2 separate regions of the Homo sapiens genome follow, and region 1 is linked to region 2. Evidence: chromatin loops called from intact Hi-C (ENCODE). Cell type or tissue: heart right ventricle. All regions are shown on one strand. Each heading gives the region's core, and the rest is flanking DNA. Links, peaks and the distances in the headings are about the cores only.

Region 1 (2,924 bases), core at 217-2,716, 53 kb after region 2:
AAGAGGTTAGCATCAGGCTCAATAAATGTTTAGCTGCCATCAGTGTTATTATTGTTAGAGGCTTAGTGGAGAACTTGCTGTTTGATCTGGACCTTGAAAAAGAAATGGGTAAAGGATGTGGATAAAGGTCAGAGGGTGGATTATCCAGGCAGGAAAAATACATTGGCAAAAACATGAGGAATGACCTCATTGTGAGCAAAGGGAAGTCTCCCTTTCATTCAGTAGACCTTTACTGAGCTATTGGACCACAAGCTCCGGGAGTTCTGAGGCTATGTCCACCCCGTTCACTGCTTTATCCCAGCACTTAGTACAGCACGTTACACAAAAAGAGCTGTAAATATTTGTTGACTGTTCAAAGTATTTTAACCACCACTAAAAGCATGTTCATTTTAGATGTGTCCTCAGGCAGCTTCTGTGACATCAGTTGTCATTTTAATAAAGAGCTAACCAGAGCCACTCTAAGAAAATGAGTTCACCAAGATATATTCAAGCTACAATAAAATGTAATAATTTTTGGATTTGTATGCAATAACAACTCATTCATCTAGTATGGTTAGGAAATTAGTAACTTATTTATAATGGAAACATCCCTTTAATGCTAAAGGTTTTCAATTCTATTTTAACCAAGTTGGATGGAAATATTTTTAATTTGGGGGGTTTTTTGTTTTGTTTGTTTTAACACAGGGTCTCGTTCTGTCACCCAGGCTGGAGTGCAGTGGCGTGATCATGGCTCACTGCAGACTCAACCTCCTGGGCTCAGGCAATCCTCCCACCTCAAGCCTCCCGAGCAGCAGGGATTACAGGCACACACCACCATGCCCAGCTAAATGTTTGTATTTTTGTACAGATGGGGTTTCACTATGTTGTCTAAGCTGGTTTCGTAATGGTGGGCTCAAGTGATCCTCCTGCCTCTGCCTCCCAAAGTGCTGGGATTACAGGTGTTAGCCACCATGCCTGGCCTATTTTTAATTTTTATTACAAATATCTGTGGCTTTTTGAACACTGCATATAGAACAAAATTGATCCCTTTAATGAATCTGTGTCAGTTATGAAACACAAGCTGTGAGCAGCCAAAGACCACCTTTGACTAACATATTTTATTAGAATGTTTTAAAGTAGTCTTCCAAATTAAAAGAAAATTGGACAACCAGTCTTGAAAAGGTCAGGGACCATGCAGCTCCAGGGTTCTACGTGGAAGGGAAGAATTCAGGATACCACCATAAGGATGAGCCAGCCCAGTAGCTTTGTGTTGGCTCTGCTCAACATCCAAATTCCTGCAAAAAGGTGACTGACTTGTCTTGGACCATAAGCTCAGCCTTGTTCAGGAGATGGGAAAGCTCCTTACATGATGGTTCCTTTGGAACAGAATACAAATTGGGAAGGGTAATTTTCTGAAGAAAAATCATAGTGCTGCCTCCAGAGGAGAGCAGAATGAATGCTGAGCATGTGAAAACACGGAAGTCCAACACAATAATGAATAATCATTTTGAACATCAATTATAGTATTAACTTGTAATTCAGTAATGTTCTTGAAAACTGATGTTTAAGGCTATCTTTCCCCTTTAATTAGTGGTCTCAGGCTTCTTTACTTTTTGAGTTTCTAATTTTTATAATTCTCTTGTCTTTTTTTTTTTCACCTTTCAAAATGATTATTTTCTTGCTACTTTTTTTTTTTTTTTTTTTTTTTGAGATGGAGTCTCGCACTGTCGCCCAGACTGGAGTACAATGGTGCGATCTCGGCTCAGTTCAACCTCCACCTCCCAGGTTCAAGCAATTCTCCTGCCTCAGCCTCCCAAGTAGCTGGGATTACAGGTGCACGCCACTACGCCTGTCTAATTTTTTGTATTTTTAATAGAGACAGGGTTTCACTATGTTGGTCAGGCTGGTCTCAAACTCCTGACCTCGTGATCTGCCCGCCTCGGCCTCCCAAAGTGCTGGGATTACAGGCATGAGCCACCGCACCTGGCCTTTTCTTGCTACTTTCAATTTACCCACTTTGGGCAGTCTCCATCCACTTTCTTCCTCTATTTGGCTGTGGACTGGGAAATGAAATAAACAAGCTTGTTAGATGTGTGTATGTAATGGGACTGTGAATAAGTATGAGTCTATGAGTAAAGCACATGATAAATGCATAGACTTGGTGTCATTTACATTGACTGCTCAAAGACTTCTCTTGCTAATGTTTAGTTGTTTAGCTACTTAGATAGTGACCAGATGAGGAATTTCTCTGTAAATGATATGCTACCAATTATAAGAACACATGTCCTTTTTATAATTGCTTTAAATTCATTTTCACCATATCATTGAAAGGAAGGAGAGGGCAAATATTTGCTCAGTTTTAAAAGTATGAAAAATGGAGCCACAGAGGGCTTAAGTACACTGGGGAAAGGCTAGTGCTGAGCCCCAGGTGTCCTGGTTTCCATTTTAGAAGTTAGTTAATAGATTCAGCTATGTCAATATCAGGAGATGTACAGAATCATAGGTCAAAGACAGCTTAAAACTTCAGAGATCACTAGGGGATACAACAAGTGTATGATATAGACAGAAAAGCACAGGGAAAATTACATATGTGACTGTAAAACACACATACGAAGCTGTTAACAGCACCCACAGATGGGAACAAACATTGATTTCCCTGTTCAATCACTTTTAGCAACAACTTGGATAAAGATACTGAAAATATGTTTAACAATTGCAGGTGACACAAAATTGAAAAAGATTACCAGTATATTTAATGAGAGAACCAAGATCCTGGCTGAAACTACTGGCTAAAATGTAATATTGATTAGACAACATGAATTTTTCAATTTCTTATAATTATAGCTAACATTCTAATTTACAAACATGATGTAGGGGAAGTCTTACTTGACAACAATCATACGGGTTTTGGTTTGCTGCAAATAAAGAAATAATAATACCATTTA
Region 2 (2,924 bases), core at 121-2,620:
CTGGAAGTCAGTAAGGGACTGTTTCAAGGAGCAGAGTAATAACCGTGACAATGCTACCAGTAGTGAAGTAAAATGAACACTGACAACTGACTACTGGATGAGCAAAGGTAGTATCATTGGTGAACTTGACAGTAGTAGACCTTGACGTAGTTTTAGCAGAATATTGAAAACAAGATTAATAGGAATGAGTTTTTTTTAACAGTGTGAAGAGAATAATTGGAGACAGGGAATAGAGACAATCCTCCCTCCCTCCCTCCCTCCCTCCCTTCCTCCCTTCCTTCCTTTCTTTTTCTTTTTGAGACAGAGTCTCACTCGTCTCCCAGGCTGGAGTGCAGTGGTGCGATCTTGGCTCACTGCAACCTCCGTCTCCCAGGTTCAAGCAATTCTCTGCCTCAGCCTCCGGAGTAGCTGGGATTACAGGCGCCTGCCACCAGGTCTGGATAAATTTTTTTATATTTTTAGTAGAGATGGGATTTCACCATCTTGGCCAAGCTGGTCTTGAACTCCTGACCTTGTGATCCACCCGTCTCAGCCTCCGAAAATGCTAGGATTACAGGCGTGAGGCACCATGCCCAGCCGAGATAACTCTTTCAAAAAATATTGTTTTAAAGGAGAGAGAAGAAATCCCTTAATCTCATAAACATAATGTTAAGCAAAATAATCTATGATTTAATGCCTACCATAATCATATAAAACTTTTTTTGGGCCAGGCATGATGGCTCACACCTGTAATCCCAGCACTTTGGGAGGCCGAAGTGGGCAGATCATGAGGTCAGGAGATTGAGACCATCCTGGCTAACACGGTGAAACCCCATCTCTACTAAAAATACAAAAAAAAAAAAAAAATAGCCAGGTGTGGAGGCACACGCCTGTAATCCCAGATACTTGGGAGGCTGAGGCAGGAGAATCGCTTGAACCTGGGAGGCGGAGGTTGCAGTGAGCTGGGATCGAGCCATTGCACTCCAACCTGGGCGACAGAGCAAGACACCGTCTCAAAATAAATAAGTAAATAACTTTCTTTTTTTAAAAAAAGGTAAATTAGATTTGTGATGAAGAAGGAACAAACAAGAAGTTTTGGGATATTTGCAATGTTCTTTTTTTGGGGGTGGTGAATAATGAGAAATTTGCCTTACAATTATTATAATGATTTATCATATTATCTGTCAACCATTAAATTTGTTTTATATGCTTCTCTCTATATTCATTACAGTTCAAATGTTTTAAAGATTTTATTTATATTTATATAAGATTTGTAGTTTTAAAATATTTTAAATATTAATAAGATTATGTGTGATGATAACAGGTAATATCACTATTAAGTCACAAAAAGTATTAAATCAGCCTGGGCAACATAGCAAGACTCCAAAAAACATGTTTGAGAAGGAATATTCCAAACTATAAGCAGATCGTATTTGAAGAGCAACTCCAAAAGGTTGTACATACTGAGTGTGGCCAGTAGGTGAACATTTGCAACTTTCTAATTTAATTAAAACTGGAATTTGTAAATCACATAAAGTCTTAAGAATTAGAGCAGACTATAAGCCTTTTTCTTCATTTTTAACTCCACAGGACATACTCTTTAAGTGGGTGTGTTTGGCTCTCAGTATGAAAAATGCAGTACAATATCTGCCAAGAGAGTTCTTTTTTTTTTTTTTCTGGATACTTTTAGTATTTATTTCCAAGACCTCCCAGAAATATTGCACTTCACAAATACACACCATTTGTTCCTATAATAGTGATCTAAGTGTGAAGAGATTACTTTTTTCTCAGTAAATTGCTGAGAGAGTAAGTCCCCACATTACAAAGGAGGAACAGAGCCTCTGCCACCCATGATGACACTCCCAAGCCATGAATGAGTTGGCTGTGGACCGTGAGCTGTTGGATCCATCCAGTTTCAGTTGTTTTCCAAATGACTTAGCAACCAGGGTATATTTGAGTTCTACGATTCCCTGTTCACTCAACAAGCAATTTACTTACATCTCTGAGCATCTGTTTCAACGGAGATGACTATCTCTACTTCACCAGAGAATATGAGGGAAGATAAATGCCTGAGTAACTTACGACATTTCCAGCCCAAAGGCAAAAAGTCACTGAAAATAAGTTAAAATGTACTCATAAAAGAGTACTTCAAATCCATTTCACTCTCCCAAACTGCATACAAAGTACATGTGGGTGAGAAAAGATTGTTTTATTATTTTGAATCCAAGCCACCGAAAAGAGGCAGAAATATTCTTAAACCTGTCCTTACTAGTGATAACTAAGTTTCAAATAATCTTGAAAATGCTACTGATAAAACATTAGAAGTAGCAACAAAAGCTACTGTAACATTCTCTGTCTGCTAAAACAACCCGACATTTTCTTCTAATCAAAAAGAAAGTATGAAGTACACTAACCCTTCACAGTACATACTCACTGTAGACACTTTTGTGTGTGCGTGTGTCCATTCCTAATTTCTGGTTTATCTGTTTAGTTAATCTCTGCTATTTTCTGGGATTCATTCCAAGGCAACTAACTGCATTACTAAAATTGGCATCTCTGCTATTGTGCTTAATTTCACAGCGGCTCAGAAGTGACCTGAAACCAATTTTTTAACATTCTGCCCACAACTTTATGCTAAAAAGTAGCCAGCACTGTTCAAGAACAATAATTGATAGGAAAGGTGCAATGTTTGTTTTCCTTCAAACACATTTTTATTTCCTCCAGATGTACAATACTTAAAGAGAATACGTGCTATGCTAAAGCCATGTATTTTTGTTGCAGTGTTGCAAATACTGGCTTAAAGATTATTTAAGGTAGTATGAGAGGTGTAAATATTCATATAAATCTATATGTTTCTGAGCTCTTTATACATGTTTTTCTCTATACCTTTTGGTGGGAAAATCCTAAAAGCCTAAGTCATAAATGCATATAAACTAGTGCCAAGA

Evidence for each region. Hi-C counts contacts between places; a loop is a spot of excess contacts. Peaks named below come from ENCODE experiments on the same cell type or tissue, not always from the same donor. Only the 100,000 strongest peaks of a DNase experiment are listed, where the experiment ranks them.
Region 1: a loop joins it to region 2, with 1.8 times the contacts of the local background. A loop is called at or near these places in 7 of 110 quality-filtered maps.

Annotation. Positions count from the first base shown.
Region 1 is chr1:65,473,770-65,476,693 of GRCh38, reverse strand. The region is part of intron 2 of LEPR (leptin receptor); the gene reads right to left. Among named protein-coding and RNA genes, the nearest start is that of LEPROT, 55 kb to the right of the region's middle. In heart right ventricle, for the core only: no CTCF peak of the experiment used is centred there; no DNase peak of the experiment used is centred there; H3K27ac peaks cover 745 bases.
Region 2 is chr1:65,526,893-65,529,816 of GRCh38, reverse strand. The region is part of intron 2 of LEPR (leptin receptor); the gene reads right to left. Among named protein-coding and RNA genes, the nearest start is that of LEPROT, 110 kb to the right of the region's middle. In heart right ventricle, for the core only: a CTCF peak has its summit at 1,466; no DNase peak of the experiment used is centred there; H3K4me3 peaks cover 1,106 bases; H3K27ac peaks cover 912 bases; H3K27me3 peaks cover 887 bases.